2 separate regions of the Homo sapiens genome follow, and region 1 is linked to region 2. Evidence: chromatin loops called from intact Hi-C (ENCODE). Cell type or tissue: heart left ventricle. All regions are shown on one strand. Links, peaks and the distances in the headings refer to the core of each region. The heading gives the core; the rest is flanking DNA.

What was found. Hi-C counts contacts between places; a loop is a spot of excess contacts. Peaks named below come from ENCODE experiments on the same cell type or tissue, not always from the same donor. Only the 100,000 strongest peaks of a DNase experiment are listed, where the experiment ranks them.
Region 1: a loop joins it to region 2, with 2.1 times the contacts of the local background. A loop is called at or near these places in 3 of 110 quality-filtered maps.

Annotation. Positions count from the first base shown.
Region 1 is chr19:41,537,517-41,548,074 of GRCh38, forward strand. No RefSeq gene overlaps it. Among named protein-coding and RNA genes, the nearest start is that of LINC01480, 7.3 kb to the left of the region's middle. In heart left ventricle, for the core only: a CTCF peak has its summit at 4,656 (motif pointing right); DNase peaks (open chromatin) are centred at 4,685 and 8,263; H3K27ac peaks cover 387 bases; H3K27me3 peaks cover 1,070 bases.
Region 2 is chr19:41,317,935-41,328,492 of GRCh38, forward strand. It overlaps CCDC97 (coiled-coil domain containing 97), which reads left to right. Exons shown (of 5, transcript NM_052848.3): 3 at 1,640-1,918; 4 at 2,407-2,536; 5 at 4,661-6,939. The coding sequence ends at 4,781. Among named protein-coding and RNA genes, the nearest start is that of CCDC97, 13 kb to the left of the region's middle. RefSeq lists enhancers at 1,998-2,735, 5,218-5,987, 6,758-7,527, 7,528-8,297, 8,626-8,765 and 1 more and silencers at 3,790-4,084, 4,170-4,464, 4,633-5,119, 5,880-5,929, 7,167-7,266 and 2 more. In heart left ventricle, for the core only: a CTCF peak has its summit at 4,003 (motif pointing right); DNase peaks (open chromatin) are centred at 5,197, 5,857, 7,307, 8,046 and 1 weaker place; H3K4me3 peaks cover 1,597 bases; H3K27ac peaks cover 5,227 bases.

The sequences.
Region 1 (10,558 bases), core at 1,187-9,186, 220 kb after region 2:
TGCCATGTATGCCTCCACCTTGACAGCCCCAGGCATGAGCGGCTTCCAGGGCACCTCTCCTTACCCTTTTCCCTCCCAGCTCCAGCACCTAGGCATGCCTGCAGCAGGCAAAGGCCACACCCAATAGCCATGAAGGGGCAGGGGGAGCAATGTCGCAGAAGTGTCTCCCTCCACTGCCTGGGATGAGGGGGGTGTGAGAAAACCGATGGTAGCCAGGACCCTACAGAGTGCTTCTCACCCACTGCATCAATGGAACCTTTCCTTCCATGGCCAAGGAATTCAACCTGGTCTGAACTGGGGGAAGGATGGGAAAGTTATAAGGATTAGAGGGGCCCACTTGCACTAAGCAAGGGGTTCTTCCCCCAGCATTCCCCACTTTTTGCCTCTTTAACTGTTTTTCTCTTTTTTTCTTTTCTAAGTGAGAATCCCCACCGCTCTGTTTCTAATAGGGAAGTTAACAGAGGAGTGACCCCTGCTGGCTGATAATTGCAAATTCAGCAGGGCTTATTTGAGGCACTAAATGGATATAAACAGCCTCTGAAATGCTTTTTCAGTCCCAAACTCAATTCCAAGCTTCAGGCTGAGGCCCTAGAAAGAGAAAGCAGGTCTGAGGAATTCAAAGCCAGGCAACAGGCACAATGTAAATGGACAGGACCAATTCCTGCTGACTGAACCCCATCCCACAGAAGGAGGCCATGCCTCATGGGATAAAAAGGCCCAGGGAACTCAAAGTTTTTCAACAGCAGGGAGAAAAGGAAACATAGGTGAGGGCAGTTAATTCCTAATCTCCAGGTTCTCCCTGCTTCATGGGTACATACCGCATTTGTACCTGTGGCCGGCACCTGCCAAGGTTGCCAGGGCGCAGGGGTAAGAGGTGGAAAGTGAAGTGAAGATGCTTGCTTTCCCTCCCCATCACACCCTGAGCTTTTTGCCAAAAGAAGGAAGGGAAATGAGGAACACCTCTATTCCCTGTCTTTCAGAATGGGCAGCCAGTTCTCCTCACCACCCCCAGCTTGTACTCCCCTTGAGTGTATCCTGAACCATTGGGACTGTTTTGACCCTCAGAATCCAGAGGAAAAGCATCTCATAGCCCTCCGCACATAGGTTTGGCCAAATTATGGTTTACAGGAAGGACTGGCTTGGCTTCAGGAAGGGACCATTCATTTCAATACCATCCTGCAATTAGAACTTTTCTCTGGATGTGAGGACACATGGTCTGAGGCCCCAAATGTGCAGGCTTTCTATACCTTGCAAAGCAATCCAGACCTTTGCTGACATGTAGGATTGTTCCAGCCCTCCTGTTTGCTGTCTCGGGGAAGGCTGCCAGGGTCAAGCCCAGGGAATTAAAGACACGAGTCCCAGACGCACCCCCAGCTGACGTGCCAGCTCCCTCAAGCCCTGCTCCTCTGGGTCCACCCCAACCTCCGTATCCAGCTTCAGCCTCTCACCTGGCCCCTCCTAGAAATCTTCATCCCAAACAAGCCCAGTCTCACTCTTGCCCCTCCTACAGATGCCCAGTGAATTTGGGCCCAGTAAGGTCCAAGTCCTCTTTTCCCTACAAGACTTAAAGCAAATTAAGGGAGATCTGGGCAAGTGTTCAGATGACCCTGATAGATATATAGAAGCTTTCCAGAATTTCACCCTAACATTTGAACTCTCCTGGAGAGACGTTATGTTACTTTTGAGTCAGAACCTGATAGACACTGAGAAGCAGGCTGCTCTGCCAGCAGCAGAGAGATTTGGGGATGAGCTTTGCATCACCTATAGCATCAGGGAAGGGAGCGAATATTATCCAACTGGAAGAGAAGTAGCACCAGTGAAGGACCCTAAATGGGATCCCAATAATGAGATGGAAGACTGGAAGAGGAGACACTTTCAGGTGTGCATAATAGAGGGCTTACGTAGGTCTAAGACCAAGCCTCTCAATTATACTAAGTTGTCCATAATTAACCAGGGATTTGATGAAAATCCCACTGCCTTCCTGGAGAGGCTAAGAGAGGCCTTGGTAAATCACACCTCTCTATCTCCTAATTCAATCGAGGGACAGATAATCCTAAAGGATAAAATTATTACTCAGGCAGCTCCTGACATCAGGAGGAGGTTGCAGAAATGGGACTTGGGACCAGATAGTACATTAGAGGACCTCCTGAAAGTAGCCACCTCGATCTTTTATTATAGAGACCCCTGGGAGGAATCTGACTGCCGTTTTCCCCCAAAACAATGCCCCCTTTCAGCAGGAAGCAGCTAAGACTGGTCATCATCCATATTCTAATGGCAGTTAGATGTACCTCTTCAGAGGGGGCAAATGACATGAAAGTGAAGTGCTGGGATGGGAAGGGCATGATCCCTTTGAATGATATAGAAAAGGTGAAGGGAAGTGTTGGATACAGGAGGCTGTGGTCCCTGGCTAAAAGCTCCACACCTGGGCTTGTCCCCACGGACCTAGATGACAACAGGCATTTTTGTTTTCCTGACCGAATGTTGTCTTTCCCAAGATCATCCTGGCCTGCTAAGACCCATCCTGTGCTTATAAAAACCCCAAGACCCTAGCAGTCAGACACACAGGAGGCTTGACGTCGAGAGGAGCACATCAGCGGAGGAACACACAGGCGGCTGGACATGAAGAGGAACATGACAACAGGCACCAGCACACCAGCAGGGCACCGACTTATAGAACGATGTGGATTTTGCCTGGGGCAGTCAGAGGAGAGCCAGGGCTGCTGAACGGCCCCAATCCAGGGAGAAACCAATCTCCTTTCTGGCTCCCCCATCTGCTGAGAGCTACTTCCACTCAATAAAACCTTGCACTCATTCTCCACGTCCACGTGTGACCTGATTCTTCTGGAATGCCAAGGCAAGAACCCTAGGATACAGAAAGCCCTCTGTCCTTGTGATAAGGAATGTGTCTAATTGAGCTAGTTACCACAAGTTGCCTATAAATGGCAAAACTAAAAGACCACACGACCACTGGGGCTTCAGGAACTGTAAACATCCACCCCTACACACTGCCAGTATGAGAAAAATTTGCTGATATGTTTTCTGCTGACCTGATGACAATGTTCCTATGGTCACACTAACCACTGCTGGGTAATTTTCATCATGACTCTCGTTTTCATCTGCTGAAACCAGCCTCCCCAAGAAAGACAACTATTTTCAAACTGAGGAAATAAAGTGTTACTAAACCACAGTGTTCTCTCATGGCTGTTCCTGGAGTTCTTCAAAACACTTGATATTATAAAATAGAATTATTACAGATCACTGTATGTTATGGATTTAGTCAAAATGATAATTTAAAATATGGTTTAAAATAAAAAACTTTATTTTCCAAAGAAGATAGTTTTTTAAACAAGAATATCCAATAAAGACAGTATGAGGTCAGCTGACTTTAGTGTTGGTGTATGTGTATGTGTGTGTGTGTTTATAGTTTAAAAGGTAAACAAAAATGCTTTATTATTTAATATTACGCAAAACTTTTGTTTAAAGGAGAAAATCAAATTTTATTTTTGTTGAAGTTAATTTTTAATAAAATTTTACGTAAAATCTATGGAATTTTAATCAGTTTGACTCTAAGGTAAGATTTTTATAAAGTTTGCATAACATTTATAGTTCTTTTAAAGAATAGATTAATATTCTAAGAAAACCCTGCTATTCTGATACATGAACCCAAATTAAGGCCTTGTATCAGAGTGTTTTTAATGAATGTTTAATTTCTTTAAAAACAAAATAATTCCTTAAATTTTAACCAATGCTTTTTTTTGTAAAATTTTTATAGAACTAATTTTTACAAATCTTTTACAACTTATTTAAACCTTGAGTCTTGTCTTGTTATTTTTTATTTTTGAATTTAACATAACTTTTTAGAACTGCAAAACTAGACAAAATTACTGTTTTTTATAAAAACTATATGTTCATGTCTTTTTATAACTTTTTATTAAAAATACATTCTACTTTTTCATATACTTTGTATGAGAAATAGTTTTAGTTACATATATTCATTATAATGTTAACTCCAAGCAACTCCTTTTAATAATAAACTTAGGATGTATGCAATTTTGATAGGTAGCAGTTGCAAAGCCTACTGCAAGGGTCAGAGCTGTAGAAAATGTCTCTTTCCAGCACAGAGAGGGGGCATGGTGCCCTTCATTTGTCCCCAGGCTTTAGCTAGAACTTAAAGCTCTAAAACAGACATGTAATTCAATTATTTAAAAGATTACAGGAGTTGTTTATGACCTGAAAATATTTACTAAGGGCAGTATTTGACCTGTATAATTTAAACCAAATGTCTAAATTCTGAAGATGTTCTAATTTTACTTTACTAATAATTTTAAAGCATGCTTTATTTTTTAAAGATTTTTAAAGTCAGGTGAATTAAAAGGGATTTGAGTTAAAGTTTTTGTATTTTCTGAGAAAATATTTAGGTGTTTAGTTTTCTAAGCCGATTAATGAGGGTTTCATCATATATTTTGGTAGTGAAACATTATGTACACATGAGACATCTAAATATACAGACACACAGACAGAAGCAGATTTTATAGATTTATAACTTTTTAATTGTTTTTTAAAATATTTTCCATGATTTAAAAAAAAATTATTATTATTTGTTATTTGCCTAGTCAGGCTATTTGAGGGCCGAAAGTAGTCAAGATCTATTTGTCCAATAGAGGGCGCCCCTCCACGCCGCTGGCTTTTTAGGGAGTCCGTCGATGGAAGACCTGTAATAAAAATAAGGTTGATGGTTAGGGCTGCTGAGGTGATGAGCCCTAGATTTCTTCTAGTTCAGGAGTCTAAGTCACTCCGCTCATGCAGCTAAGTCATTCCCCAGCCCAGATCCCCACATAGCATCATTCTCCCCCTGTCCCGCACCCAGACTCACATCACCTTCTTCCTCGTCTGGACTCAAATCTCTCTCTCTGCTCCCCGCTCCATAAGGACACTTGGGATTCCATTAGGGTCTAGCCAGATAAACCAGAAGAACCTCCCAACATTAAGATATTTAACTTCCTCACCTTTTCAAAAACGCTTTTGCCATAGAAAGTCACTTTCACCGGTTACAGGCGGTAGTTCTTGGTTACAGGAACTTGAAAATGTTCCCTCTTCATATTTACCAGCTTTTGTAAAAAGCATGTTTTCTGTCCTGTGTACTTGAGCATGCTAAAGTCTTGTCCCCTTAGTGATTCCACCTTCTGTTGCCCAAGCACTAGGGGAGGGTCCTGCTGCCTCTTTTCACCTCTGACATTTGCACTCTTACCCAACATGGCTACTGATCCGTTGAAAAGGCCGTGAATTTAAATTTAAAATGGTGCCATTTACCACCTCCCTAGTTCATTGGCCAGGACACTTCCTATCGGGTTAACTTATGACCCAAGTGACTTCTAAAGGGGTGGCTCACCGTGAGGGAGGCACAGCAGAACTTGGACTGAGTCCTGCAGGACTCAAGTATTACTTTTTCCCTTTCATTTGTTTTAAATTTCATTGACTTCTTTGGATCAAATAGCTTACATTGTATTGCTGTTTTTTTTTTCTTTACCATTTTGTTGGTGAGGTTTTGGTGTTGTTGCTTTTTTTCTTTCTTTCTTTCTTTTTTTTTTTTTTTTAGAAAAAGGGTTAACTTCTATTGCCCTGGCTGGAATGTAGTGGTGCAATCACAGTTCACTGCAGCCCCCAACTCGTAGGCTTAAGCAATCCTCCTGTCTCAGCCTCCTGAGTAGCTGGGACTCTAGACGTTTGCTACCGTGCCTAACTTTTTAGAAAATTATTTTAAAAAAATATTTTAATCCTTTAGAAAAAAATGTGTTTTCCATAGATTCCCTGTTTTTAAATATAAAGTTTATTGCCATTGAAATTTTAAGAGATATTGTGGCACACTGTCTTATGTATGAGATAACAAAATTCCCACCAGAGCAATTAATAACAACGGAAAAGGCAATGACGATGTTTAACTCGACAATTAAATTCCGAATTAAGCACATGCTGATGTCTATACTAAAAGAAAATTCATTTTTATGCAATTAGTTGTACGTGAAATGTGTCAAAGAAATACATAATCTATGAAATAAATGATGCATTATCAGCCAGAACAAGTAAATTTGGTTTGATATCTATGTATACACCCAGTACAATTTCTGCACTACAGTTAGAAAAACTTAAAATACAATATAACCTATTTATTGTAAAAGGATGATGAAACATGAAATATGAACAGCACAAATATGTACAAGTATCACTTCTCAATGGAAAAAATTACGTATAAAAAAACCAGCAGAGTTTGTGGTTGAAATATGAACAGCATGAATATGTACAACTATCACTTCTCGATGGAAAAAATTATGTATAAAAAACAACAGCAGAGTTTGTGGATGCATTGATAATGGTAAATCCTGTATGTTATGGTAAACATCTTCATGAAAACACATTTACAAACATTTTCTCTGCTGAATGGATGATCATGAAAAGGAATTTGTTATCATCACATTTGCTGGACTGAGCATAATGAAAAGGAATATACTACGATCTGGATTGTTGAACTTCCATCCAGAGAAGAAATTTACTATTGTGCTACAAGCTGCAGTAACAATCTCCTTGTGATCTCAGCAAGGCCTGCAGGGCAATTTACATCAGGACTCCTCTTTTCCTCTCCAGAACTTCACTTACCTGAGAAAGAGTGTCTTTTGATAAATAAAATATTATTAAATGAGTGTGGTCTTATGACTGTTTCCAGGGTGATTTGCAATGCATGTTGGGGTGAGTCTCTGGGGTGTGTGCTGAGGAGGGGTGGCTTTTAATCTTGAGAGAATGTATGAAAGGGAAAGAAGGTCTCCACAGCATCTGAGGGGCTAAGGACCATGACCCTGCCTGGATTTAAGAAATGGGAAGGTTTCAGAGGGTGAAATTAGGTGTTGAGTCTTGGGGGGTGTTTGAGAAGCTCCTGCCTCAGGAGTGGAAGCTCTGGGGGAAGTAAAGACAATCCTGGGTGCCTCAATGGGGCATTTCCTAATTTCAGAGAAATCAAACCAAAAACAGTGAGGAAATGGACTCCTTGAAGACTGTGGTCCATGAATATATGTAGGGAAAGGAAAGAGAGATCAGACTGTCACTGTGTCCATGTAGAAAGGAAAGACATAAGAGACTCCATTTTGAAAAAGACCTGTACTTTGAACAATGGCTTTGCTGAGATGTTGTTAATTTGTAGCTTTGCCCCAGCCACTTTGACCCAGCCACTTTGACCCAACTTGGAGCTCACAAAAACATGTGTTGTATGAAATCAAGGTTTAAGGGACCTAGGGCTGTGCAGGATGTGCCTTGTTAACAAAATATTTACAAGCAGTATACTTGGTAAAGGTCATTGCCATTCTCTAGTCTCAATAAACCAGGGGCACAATACACTGTGGAAAGCCGCAGGGACCTCTGCCCTTGAAAGCGGGGTATTGTCCAAGGTTTCTCCCCATGTGATAGTCTGAAATATGGCCTCATGGGATGAGAAGGACCTGACTGTCCCCCAGCCCAACACCCATAAAGGGTCTGTGCTGAGGTGGATTAGTAAAAGAGGAAAGCCTCTTGCAGTCGAGATGGAGGAAGGCCACTGTCTCCTGCTTGCCCCTCAGAACTGAATGTCTCGGTGTAAAACCCAATTGTACATTTGTTCAACTCTGAGATAGGAGAAAAGCTGCCCTGTGGCGGGAGGTGAGACATGTTTGCAGTAATACTGCCTTGTTATTCTTTACTCCACTGAGATGTTTGGGTGGAGAGAAACATAAATCTGGCCTGAGTGCACGTCCAGGCATAGTACTTTCCCTTGAACTTAATTATGATATAGATTCTTTTGCTCACATGTTTTTCATTGACCTTCTCCTTATTATCACCCTGCTCTCCTACTACATTCCTTTTTGCTGAAATAATGAAAATAATAATCAATAAAAACTGAGGAAACTCAGAGGCCGGTGCCGGTGCAGGCCCTTGGTGTGCTGAGTGCTGGTCCCCTGGACCCACTGTTGTTTCTTTATACTTTGTCTCTGTGTCTTATTTCTTTTCTCTGTCTCTCCTCCCACCCAACTAGAAATACCCACAGGTGTGGAGAGGCAGGCCACCCCTTCAAATATATAGGACCCAGAACCAGTCCATTGGGGAGGAAGCTTTCAAGGGACACATTTTGGCTGGGAAGGAGGACAGTGAAGCTCTCCAGCCAGGGAGGACGCCTGGCAGTCACAGTGATCTCGGAGGGGCCCTGCACACTTCCACCACTTCCGGTTCCTCGATTCCTCTCCACCACACCCATTTTCTGAGTTCTCCTGGGCACCAGGCACTGGAAGCCGTTCCTGCTCTCATTCCTCACCCCCCTTTTCTTCATTCTTCAGGGCACGACATTCTCCAACATGTTCACATCCCTCAATTTTCCTTCCCCACCTGTCTGGAGTCTGAAGCTCCAGGCACTGCAAGGATGTGAGTTGGGGACCTGTTTGTTCTCCCCGTTTTACTGGATCTTTCAGGGTCTCCATTGTCCAACTTACTAGGAGCCCTGAATGCTTGCCGACTCTACCCCATCTGCTCCATTCTGTGGGCTGTGTCCTCTCTCAAACCTCCCAGGTCTTTCAGGCCCAGGCCCCCTCCTCCACTTGCTTGTGCCCAGGCTCCTACCCAGCCTCTGCTAGGATCCAGTATTGTCAACAATAAATAGATCTCCTTGGAATCAGGGTAACTGGCAAGCTCGGTTGAAGGACGTATGAGAGGATGGAGGTGGAGAGTTCACTCTCCCAAAGTGCCCCTCACACACACACGCAATGGGGACAATGCCAGAGCCTGACCTTATTTCACAGCAAGCTGCCCAAATCTCACCTTGCTCAGTGCTGGACACTGAAAACACTGACCCTCCCAGTGAAAGCTGCTCTCCTCTGTTCTTAGTCCCCACGCCAGGCCACTCTGCATTCTGTACCCTTCCCCCAGGCTGGTGTCCCAGACCGTACTTTACCCAGAGAGCCCTGCCCTCAAACTCACTTCCTCTCCGGACAGGCTTTCTGCCTTAAGCTGCGCTTCTTCCTCGGTGGTAGCAGGAGGCCTTCCTCTCCCTCCTCCCTCTATGATTTCTTGCACCTAAATGAATCTAACCTTGCTCTCACCTTTGTCCCTTGTGCCCTAACTTCTGTTGACACCTTCATCTGGTGCCCCTGACATAACCCTGGGGCTCCTGAGCCCTGGGACATTTGTATCTAGACAACCACGAGCCTAACACCCTAAACAGACACAGGCATAGACACACACACACACACACACACACACACACCCAGCACCAAAGCTGCTCCTACCCCAGTCACACTGGAATTAGATGAAAACCCCAGGCTTTGGACTCCTTGGCTGTGAGGGTCTTCCTGGAAAGAGCCAGGTCCAGCTGCATTTTCTCATACCCTGAAATCGCACCACTACACCCCAGCCTGAGCAACAGAGCCAGACTCCATCATTTAAAAAAAAAAAAAAAGTACCCAAAAGAGTTCCAGAATAAGATAAAAATGGTTTACATACAATCTCGCTATCTGGGAATATAAAGTGCAGTTACTAAAAGCAGGGAATCTCTTTCCTGAAACTATTTCTAACTCTGTGAGGAGCTGCTAGATTCTACAGTGCCTGACAGACAGCTCTCAAGGGCCGTTTGGCTTGTGAATGGCATTTCCAAGGCAAACATCTTGTTTGAAAGCTGCTGCTCTGGTTAAAGAAGGGTCATGAAAGTCTTTTTTTTTTTCCAGTTATTTGGGTGAAGTATGTTTTTGCGAGCAAATTTACCTTTCCCTCTGCGTTCTCCACATTTTGGGTTGTGATTTTATGACAATATAGTTTGTATATTCAACTTATACATATTTATAGTGTTCAGTAAGAGCCTTTTAAAATAAAACAATTGAACACATTGGTTATTTTCACAAGACTCTAACCAAAATAGTATATTTTTAGGTAAAAACCCAGGAAAATTAACTCAAAAGTAGCCTATATGGCCGATGAATTCTTGCTGCATTTTATGCAAATTATCAGGCCAAGTGTAATAAGCCTAAAATTGATTTTGCACACAAATTGGTCTTACTGTAATTTCTCTTTAATAGGAAAAATAGGGGGCTACAGACCAACCAGGATCTTCATGAGGACCAGTGAGCACAGGAGTAGGAAAGGGGTCACTAGCATCACTGAGATGCAGGTGGTGGCCATTCCTCATAGAAAACGAGATTTTTGGGGAACCTCCCATAGTGCTGAGCTCCATAGTGCCCACGGGGATGACAGAATCTGAGAATGGCTGGGACCAGGACTTTTGTCATCAAAAGCCAGCTGGAGGGTATAGGCAGTAAAATTGGAATGCAGCAAAGGGAGGCTGACCTGCAAAGCACTAGGAGGGATCTCATAAAACCTGTTACCCTTAGAGGCAAGACAGGTGGAAAAAGAGTAAGTATGTCACTTAGTAGACATAATCAAGAGGAGCAGAAAGCCAAGGTCAGCTGTCCGCCATAGAATGTCATGATCCCTTGCTCAGTGAAGACCTGAGACAGTCCTCACACCACTATATGTTTTTCTTTTTATAACCTTTATT
Region 2 (10,558 bases), core at 861-8,860:
CAGTTACTTGGGAGGCTGAGGGAGGAGAATTACATGAATCTGGGAGGTGGAGGTTGCCAAAAAAAAAAAAAAAAGAAGAAAGATGAATGAGGTGGGGGTAGGTGACAGAAACTGAAAAAAGCAGGAAAGATAGAAAGATGGAGATAAAGGAAGAGATGGAGAGAGATCCAGAGCCGGGGTGGGTGATAATCCAAGTTGGGGAGAAGGAGGGATAGAAACTGAATCTGCTAGAGGCTGGGCACAGTGGCTCAGACCTGTAATCCCAGCACTTTGGGAGGCCGAGGCAGGCAAATCACTTGAGATAAGGAGTTCAAGACCAGCCTGGCCAACATGGTGAAACCCCGGCTCTACTAAAAATACAAAAAAAATTAGCCAGGCACTGTGGCAGGTGCCTATAATCCCAGCTACTCAGGAGGCTGAGGCAGGAGAATCACTTGAACCCGGGAGGCGGAGGTTGCAGTTAGAGTTAATCGAGATCACACCACTACACTCCAGCCTGGGCAACAGAGCGAGACTCCATCTCAAAAAACTGAGTCTGCTAGAGGATGCCACAAACAGCTGGGGGTAAGATTGCTGGCAGGAGTGGGGAAGCTGAGCAGGACAGGGACAGTCACAGCCTATGGTGCTGCAGAGGCCAGGAGTCCGAGCAGTTTCTTTGCCCTGGACTCTGAAGACACGGCTAGGACCAGTGGAGGGGAGGGACCAGGGCAGGTTTAACTGTTATTTGAGGGACAGAGTCACTCGTGCAGAAACAGGCAGCCAGGGGTGATGCAGGGAACTCAAGTTTTGGGGTAGTGGGGAAGCCAGGCCCACCTGAGGGGTTGCTGCATAGAGGAGCACTCGAGAGAGGATGGATCTAGGGCCTTCCACCACCAGGAGGCTTTCCCAGGGATACACGGGCAGATGCCCCACCTGACCTGATCCCTTGCACACACATGCCAAATCCACGTGGATGTACACACATACACGCCCCACAGTGAAGGCGTGTCCACTGCCAGCCAGACTAGGGCCCCACAAACAGGCACACAACCTAGAGACACACAACTTCTGCTGCATTGTCCTGCATGCTGACACCCAGACAGACAGGTGTCTGTGGGCATATGCTGGGCCTCACAGGACATGTGTGTGTACATAGGCCATGTACACGTCCATGGGCAGGAGCTTGTGCATCGTGCCTGGACACAGTTGTACACGAGCTCCAGACCGTCAGAGCCTCAGAGGCCAGGATGTAGCCAGGTCTGCCCATGCACACACATGCTTGGATGCATGAATACATGAATACACAGGAAGATAGAGGCCGGGCCACATACACACACTCAGGTGCCTGCACGAGTAATCACATGCACATGACCTCAGGTGCCTGCATGAGTGCTTGCGCACACAGCTTCAGGCACCTGCATGAGTATTCACGTGCATGCCTCAGGCGCCTGCATTATTCACACGCACGCCTCAGGCGCCTGCATGAGTACTCACGCGCACCTCAGGTGCCTGCATGTTTTCCTGTGTTTTTGAATGTGTGCATACACACACTTGGACTGTGTATGCACATCATCCCACAAGCATGATCACACACATACCCACATGGACACTATCTGCTCAGTCGCTCACCCCATGCCCACCCTGTCTCTCCTCTGTGCAGGGGGCGAGTACTTCAGTGATGAGCAGATGCGGTTCCGGGCCCCCCTGCTATATGAGCAGTACATCGGGCAGTATCTCACCCAGGAGGAGCTCAGTGCCCGCACCCCAACCCACCAGCCCCCCAAGCCCGGGTCCCCCGGGAGACCTGCTTGCCCGCTCTCCAACTTGCTGCTCCAGTCCTACGAGGAGCGGGAGCTACAGCAGCGTCTGCTCCAACAGCAGGAGGAGGAGGAGGCCTGCTTGGAGGAAGAGGAAGAGGAGGAGGACAGTGACGAGGAAGGTGAGGGCCAGTAGCAGGAAGACCCCAGATTCCAGACACCCCAGCCCTAGGCCTGTCTGTCTCCACTTCATGGCAGCAGGCTGGGCCCCCAACCTGCAAAAGCCGACATTGCGTCCCTCCCCTGCCCAGCCTGACTCTCTGTGTATGCCCTTCCAACCGCTGCAGCATCCCCATCCCCCACTCTGAGGCACCAAATGAACCCTCGCCTCCAGGTCTGGACAGGCTGTTCCCTCCGCCAGGAATGCCTCTCCTCCCACCCTTCAGGTCTCAGATCCTGACCCGAGGATACAGTCTCCAGAGCACTATATGGTCATGTGTTTTATGCGTGTCCCTGGAGGGCAGGGACCAGGGCCATCTCTGTCACTAGTGTGTTCCCAGAGCCACCCAGCGCAAGGCTGGGCACAGGAGCAGCAGCTCTCTGTGGACTCTGTGCTCAGTGCCTGCCCGAGTGCACCCGCATTCACACCCCCTCTCCTCTCCCTCTGCAGACCAGAGGTCAGGCAAGGACTCGGAGGCCTGGGTTCCCGACTCGGAGGAGAGGCTGATCCTGCGAGAGGAGTTCACCAGCCGCATGCACCAGCGCTTCCTAGATGGCAAGGACGGGGACTTTGACTACAGGTGCTCCTGTGCCTCCACCTCCCCATCCCCCAGCCCAGCATCCCACGGCCTTTGGTCACATGCAGAGCCCTTAACAAGCTGTGGGGGTCTCCCTTTGTGGAGCTACAAGGCCCCAAAACAGTTCCAGGATGTGGGGTTGAACAGCCAAAGGAAGAGGCTGGGTGACCTCGGACTAGCCTTGTCCATCTCAGACCCTCAGTCTCCTCACCTCTAAGGCAGGGGATGGACAGGGATGACATATAGCTCAGTATCAATGAAACCCTGAAACACTTCCCTCCTGGCAATGGCAGAGGCTACTACCCCAAGCCCCCCAAGTCTCCCTAGGAAGCCCAACCTCTTCCGCTTCACCTTGGACCTCCTCATGCTGCAGGAAGTAACCCCTGGCAAAGTTCATGCCCGGCATGGAGGGGCCTGCACTGGCTGCCCCCACAGTTACAGTTGTTCATTTCTCCAGTAGCACCCCAGGGCTGAGACACGTGGGCCACCTGCTTTGGAAAAGGACCCAGGAGAGTGATGTGTCAGTCAAAGATTGGTTTTGTCATTTAAGGTAGCTTTGCCTTGTGGTCCCAAACACTGGGCCCAGCAGCAGAGGACCCTCCTTGGTTTCACATCCAGCCCCGATGACATGTGAAATGTGTGACCACACATAAGCGGACCCTACGTCCGTCCTGAGGTGGGCTCATCAGGAAAGTGGGAATTGTGATTGCCCCTGCCGTGGGGCCCAGCCATGGTCACCAGAGCCTCCTCCCATTCTGGGATCCCTGGCTCTTGAATGGAATCTGGCTGCTCCACTTCCAGCCAGGCAGGCCTGCTCAGAGCCCCAGTTCCTGCACGCAAAGTGGTGAGCAGAGGGCCTGGACCATGGGGACCCTCATTCAGCAGGCATCACTGCTGTTCCCAAGCCAGGGCCCAGGAGGAAATTGGGGGTGGCAGGGACCACAGTGTGTTGCCTCGGGAGGGCAGCAGTGGCCCCGACGTGTCCCCCATCCGTGCATTCAGTTGGCATGTGCTGAGCATCTGTGATGTCCACAGGCTCTGGGGATAAGGCGGGGACCAAAACCAACGAAAGGCTTCCCTGCCTGAAAAGGGGTCCCACTCTAGTGAGGAAGATCTAGAATTTTCTAGCACTTCATGGTGATGGGGCCATGAGGAAAAGTGAAGCAGTGGGAGGGGAGTGACAGGGTGGCTAGGGAAGGCCTCTCTGAGGGGCTGACAGCAAAGGCCTGCAGGAAGTGGGAGGAGCATTCCTGGCAGAGGCCATAGTAGGTGCCAGAGCCCCCAGCAGCACCAAGGGGCAGAAGGGGCTGGAGCAGTCGCAAGGGGTCGCAAGGGGGTAGGAGATCTCTGAGTGGCCAAATCAAGCTAGGCTTGGCAACCCAAGTGCGTGCTGCTGGGTTTACTTGCTGCCTTAGGGCATGGGCAGCTGTCCTGCCTGTGGTCAGCTCTGGCTAATCCCGGCCTCTATCCACTGGAGGGCAGTAGCAAGCCCCCAGTGATGACGTCAAAATGTCAAAATGCCGTGGGGGCAAAATTACCCCCAAGTGGTTCTTTGTTGAGAGCCACTGCCTGCTTGAGAATGTAAGCCCATGTGTCGCCACATTTTACAGCTTTTTAAGAAAAACTAGAGCTTTGGGGTTTTTTTTAGACAGGGTCTCCTTTGTCACCCAGGCTGGAATGTGGTGGTTTGATCATAGCTCACCGCAGCCTTGACCTCCTGGCCTGAAGTGAGCCTCCCGCCTCAGCCAACTGAGTAAGCTGGGACTACAGGTGCTCACCACCACGCCTGGCTACTTTTTCAATTTTTTTGTAGAGACAGGGTCTCCCTTTGTTGCCCAGGGCTCCAACTGCTGGGCTCAAGCCATCTTCCTGCCTTGGCCTCCCATAGTGCTGGGATTGCAGGCATGAGCCACCATGCCCAGCCCAGAGTTTTTGTGCAAACTCTGATTTGGAAAATGTTCCCTTGAGTTTTAAACCCTGAGAGTTTTAAACACTATCTCCCTTGGGAGGGTCAGCTCTGACGGCTGCCAGCACATGGCCTTTGACATCAGGGTGCCCCAGGCCTTTGACCTGGGCATCCGAGGGTCCCAGGGAGACCCAGTCCTTGACAGCCTCCTCCTCCTGCAGCACAGTAGACGACAACCCCGACTTCGACAACCTCGACATCGTGGCACGGGATGAGGAGGAGAGGTACTTTGATGAGGAAGAACCTGAGGATGCGCCCAGCCCAGAGCTGGATGGGGACTGATGGCCGCCACCCTTCCCACCGCCTGCCCCATCCCCATCCCCAACAAGGCAGCTGATTCCAGGCCTGCTCAGTGACCCTTTCTCTAGGGGGACATCAGGGCAGTGCCCCACAACCCACACACACCACCATCTCACTGGGTCTAGTCTCATCTCAGACAACCCCCACCCCCACTGTTTCTGGGGTTCCCTTTCTCATCTCTCCCACCCTGTCTCCTGCCTCTGTCTTTCTTGGTGTCTGTCTGGGCTTCTTTCTGTCTCTTTCTGTCTTTCTGTCTCTCTCCCTACCCCCGCTCCCTCTTTCCAGTGCTCTGGCTGGCTGTCTCTCCCTTTCTCCCCCTCTCTCTCTGCCTTAGGCTCTGTCTCCACCGCAGGGCCCAAGGTGAAAGTCCTCCCCTTGCCGGAGGCCAGCTGGCAGGGCCTTTCGTGGCTGGAAGTGGCCAGTTTGGTTCCGGTGCTGACCCCTAGGCCCCAGCGCAGCTGCCTCCCGTGCTGTCTGTCTCCCCCTCTCTGTTTATGTCTGCGCTGTGTCTCACACTCAGAGCCTCCTTGCTTCTGTTAGGTTCCCATCTCTCCTTCTGCCTCACTCTGGGCCTCTTCTTTCTACTTGTACATTTCCACCTCTCTAGGCCTCTGCTCTCACTGTCCCTCTCTGTCTGTCTCTCAGCCTTTATCTCTGGGTTTTGATCCCCCACTCCAGGCTCTGGGCCCCTTCTTCCCCCTTCCCTCAAACCTGGCTGCTATAGGCAGCAGAACCCTGACCACTGAGTAATACAGCCCCAGGGGAGGGAGGAGACCCCAGGCAGGGAGGATGGGGGCAGCTCTCTTCTCTCCCCAGGACCCAGGCTGTGGATCACGGGGCCTGCCAGCTTGAGTGTAGAGGGAGGGGGGACTCTACCCTTCTCAGCCCCACCAGCCCCCCTCTGCCCAACCACAATTTTCCCTTCCTCCGCCTTCCTCTCCCTCTCCTGTTTACACTCCCCAAATGCGCACAGGCTGTTATCATGGGTCCTGAGTCATCCCACACACAGCCTGCCCCAGCGTCCCTGCCCCCAGCTGGCCGCAGGGCCCGCCCCATGGAGCCCCCTGCCGCCCTGGGCTAATGGGAGCCAGATGGCCGCCTGGTGACTCAGCCACCGGGCCTGTGGGAACCCAGGCGTCCCGCCTTCCCATGCCCCCACACCCGGCTCCTGCTCCCCCAGCAGACACACACAGGAGGGCCTGGCCACTGTTGAGGGGGCACACAGGGCAAGGGTCACCAAGTCGGGGCCTAGGGACTCCTCATGCCTCTGAGATGGAATGGTGGTATCCTGCCGTGGCCAAGCCTGAAGGACCCTCAAAACTGCCTCCTGGAGTCCACGGTTCCTGACCTCCGAGCCTCAGCTATGCCCTCTGGGTCAACCAGAATTAGAGCCAGACAGGGAAAGTGAGAGCTGGATGGAGGCAGACAAGATGCTCAGAGCGACTATTAAAGAACGAAAGCCTCTGCTACGGAGCGCTTCTGTCCTCTGTCAGGCCCGAGCGAAGTGCCTGACACCGGGTTGGATCCTCAGATGGCCCCATGAACTAGTGAAGTGGGTCAAAGGAGGCCTGGAAAGATGTTGCTTCCTCAAGGCCACTCGGCCATCAGAGGCAGAAATGAAACAGGAACCCAGGCCTAGAATCACAAAGGTCCTAGAAACCACTTGGCTGTCTGGCCTCTCAGGTGTCAGGGCCATCCAGAGTGAGACAGCATTGGAGGGACAAGTGTGCATGCAGATGTCCTCAGACGGGAAGGTTTGAGAAGGGTCAGATGGTAGGCGGGCCTAACAAGGGCTCCGTGCTAGCCACTGTCCCGCACACAGACAGGATCAGGTCATCTTGATATGGAGATCAGTCCCCAAATCACTGAATTGTCCCAGCAGTGCTATGCCCTAGGTACTACCAATATCACTCCTCTATTTCCCAGAGGAGGAAGCAGCAGCTAGACTCCAGGACCTTGGGGTCATATCTCTCAGAAAGCCAAGAGTGCAGGATGAGAGCTGTCTGTCTCTTACCTGCCTGTATTTGTGCCCCATTTTTAAAGAGCAGAGGGCCTGGGCCACAGGAAAGGTATCAGCCCTTGGTGATAGGCACATTTTTTACCAGTCTATCATTTGGTCATTAAATTTGTTTACAATATACTTTGCTATACGTAAATTTGTTGTGTAGGTTTTTAAAAAGCGATGAGAGACACAGAAATTGAGTCAGAATTAGGGTTAGTCAGATGGTCAAGACGTGAGCATCTAGCTGACAGACAGAGGTGGAGCCAGTCCCAGGGACAGGGATTAGATGGGGAGACAGGAAGAGAGGTGGAGACAGAGTGGGGTAGGGATGACGGGAGACACACCCCCTGGTCACTGCCTCTGAGACCTGGGGGTGGTGGGCCCCAGGGCGGGTGCCTCCCATCCCCCTCCCAGTTCTCCCGGGGTCGGGGTAGGTGGAAAGGCTGAGTCAGGGAGGGCGGGCCCCGCTGGGAGACAACCCCTAGGTGGGCATCCGGCCCCCACCCCCGTGTCTCCTGTCCGTCCTGGCCCTGGCCTGGCTCGCTGGCCTGGCCGCCACCCCGCCCCCCACGTCTGACACCTCCATGCGTCCTGCCAAAGCAAGCTGCCTCCCTGCACTCTTCCCCCTCCAGCTCCAGTCACTCTGTCCCTCTGTCCCCCGTCCCTTCTCCCTGCTTCTGTGCGTTTCTTTCCAGCCCTCTGCCTTCCTCCCTCACCGCCACTGCTCTGTCTTCTCGTTCTGTCTCCACACCTCTGGCTGTCGGTGTCTCCCCGTGACTTTCCGTCTCCCCTCTCTCTCCTCCCTTGTTTTTCCCATGCCTCTCCCTCCCTCCCTCCCTCCCTCTCCTCCCCACCTTTTCCACTCCGTGTCCCCAGCCATTCTCCATCTCTGTTCTCAGCTCCTGTCACCTCGTTTCCCCATCCCTTTCTCTGCTGGAGTCTCCCTCTGGGGGGCTCTGTCCTCTCCTCACTTTGCCCTTTCCCTCTCGCTGCTGTGTGTCTTGGCCCGCCCCCCGTGCCCCCCATCTCCTCTGTCTCCCACACTCTGGGAAGCCCGGCTGGGATATCCAGGTTGGAGCCTCACTGGCGGCCACTGGAAACCCAGAATGAGGGGTCATCGCCTCTCGCCCACCCAGAAAGGGCGCAGGAGGGGGCAGCAAGGTTGCGGGGCCTGTCTGGCCAGAAGGAAATGTCTGTGCTGTGGCCTGGTCACCCCCGCCCCCAGGACCTGCTGGGCTGCTGCCGCCCCCGGCCGGGGCTGAGGCCGAGTAAACACAGCAAACACAGCCGCCGGCAGCCTGGGATATTTATACCGAGGCTGGGCGTGGGTCCAGTGCCCACCACAGCCCCTGCCCTGCCCTGCCTTGCCTGCTGCCACAGCCAGCTCCGAGCCAGCGTGGCACCAGCCGGCAAGGGGACGCGCCGCAGACACAGCCTGCGCTGGGTATGGAGGCCAACAGGCACTGGCCGCTCATGATGCAGGCGGCTCCATGGACGCACCCTGTCCCCCTCCCCTGAAAACACCAGCACACAATGTGGACCCACACTCGCAGCTGCTCACAAACACACATCCACCCCTGCTGAGAACGCGAAATCCCCTCAACGATGATGCAAAACAGACCCACACAACTCCACACACTGCAGTCACCAGCCTACATGTGGGAACACAGCATGCAGACACCACCTTAGCACCTGCTCACAGCACCCACAGGCTGGGAACACCAGTCCCTGAGATGGACACACAGCCCCGAAGTACAGCCCTCCCTCACACAGACAAACACTGAGAACCACAGGAAGCATGCTGGATGCACACCACGTAGACAAACATGCTCAGAATACCAGCGACACATGCACTGATCACAGTGCAACCCAGAAACAACTCAACTCATCTGCCTCATATGTAAGAAACACACACGGCCGGGCGCGGTGGCTCATGCCTGTGTCTCAGCACTTTGGGAGACCAAGGTGGGTGGATTACAAGGTCAGGAGTTCGAGACCAGCCTGGCCAACATGGTGAAATCCCATCTCTACTAAAAATACAAAAATTAGACGGGTGTGGTGGTGGGTGCCTGTAATCCCATCTACTCGGGAGGCTGAGGCAGGAGAATCGCTTGAGCCTGGGAGGCGGAGCTTGCAGTGAGACAAGATCGCGCCATTGCACTCCAGCCCAGGCGACAGAGCAAGACCCCGTCTTACACATATACACACACACTCACTCCCCTCTCCTGGAGAAACACCATTCCCACAGATGATTAACATATGCAGAAAACACCACATTTCAAGTCAAACTTACACTTAAAAATGCACAAATTTACACTCAGAAGAACAGTGAAGATGTTGAGAAAAATATCAGACACACAATATGCCCCAGATACATGGCCGACTTGCAGAATCAAACAGTGCCAGAGCATAAAACCCACAGAAAATACAACAGCTTGCCCAGCAGAAATACAAAATGCAGACGCACACCCCAGAAATGCAGCGCAGCCACAAACACACGGAGCTAACACGTGCTGGGGACACACATAGACAAGACCATCCATACCAAACAGCACACAGGCCCCCAGAACACCCATGCCAGACGCAGCTCACGCCACAAAGCTTGGAATCACGCACACAATAAGTTCCTGAACACACAAATCCGAATCCACACTGGAACCTCAAATACTCTGCATGTCCAGAGACTAAGGGGGAAGGGGCTTTCTCTCACCCACCAATCTCCCCACTCCCCCTTGCTGACCCGGGTCCCAGGCCCGTCTTGGGGGCGGGGGAGGGGGCAGGAAGGCCTGAGCTGGCCTCCCCCAGCAGCTTCCTGCCCCACGGGGGCTGGACAGGAAGCTGGGGCTCCAGCCGGAACCCAGGCTCCCCCCACGACTTCCCTCTGTGGCCCCGGGCCGCCTGCAGAGGCAGGGGCGGGGCAGGGGGAGGAAGCGGGGAGCCCCAAACCCCCTGCCCTGCCCCTGCGGTCGGCCACAGGCGGGGGCAGACTTGTCCCGACGGGGCTGAGCCACCCATCGGGCCTGGGTGCCAGGGTGGCAGGGCAGGGGCAGTGCGCACGCGGCCAGAGGAAGGTGCTGAGCCCACAGTTTCCCCTCCCCGCCCTGTGGGGCTGTGCCAGCTCAGCCGGCAGCCCTGGGCAGGTGGGCGGGGTGTGTCATGAGGGCGTGTTGGGCAGGCCGACCACACCGCGAATGTGCAGCCAGCACTTGTCCTCAGGCCGAGGCACGAGCTGGGGCTGGGCATGTGAGGGCCGCGTCTGCCACCCTGGGGGTGTGTCTGCTCCGTCTGGGACCCTGGGTGTGACAGTGTGTCTGGGCGTGACGTGACGGGGTCGCTGCAATCTGTGGGGCCCTGTGGGACTCCCCAGGCTGGAATTGTGCGTGTGTGGCGGAGGGTGTGGGATGTCAGACTGAGTGGGTAAGACCGACCTGCTGTCTGTGAGGTTGTGACGTGTCAGACCTCTGTGTGGGGTGTGTCTGGTGGGACTGTGACAGGTCCGACTGTGGACATGCACCCTGGACCTGTTTGTGACTGTGAACCCATGGAGGAGGAGGTGGCTGTTGAGGGATCCATTTCCTGTCCGGGCTCTGATGCCGTGATGCGTGTGCGTGCATGACACTGTTTGAATCAGTGTCTGGTGTGCGGTGGTTGCGACCATGACCCTGTGGAATATATTTGTATATGACTGTGTTGTGCCAGGTCCCTATTGAAGTCTCTGCTCGTGTTGTGTCCCAGTGAGGCTCCGAGGCTGGGTGGT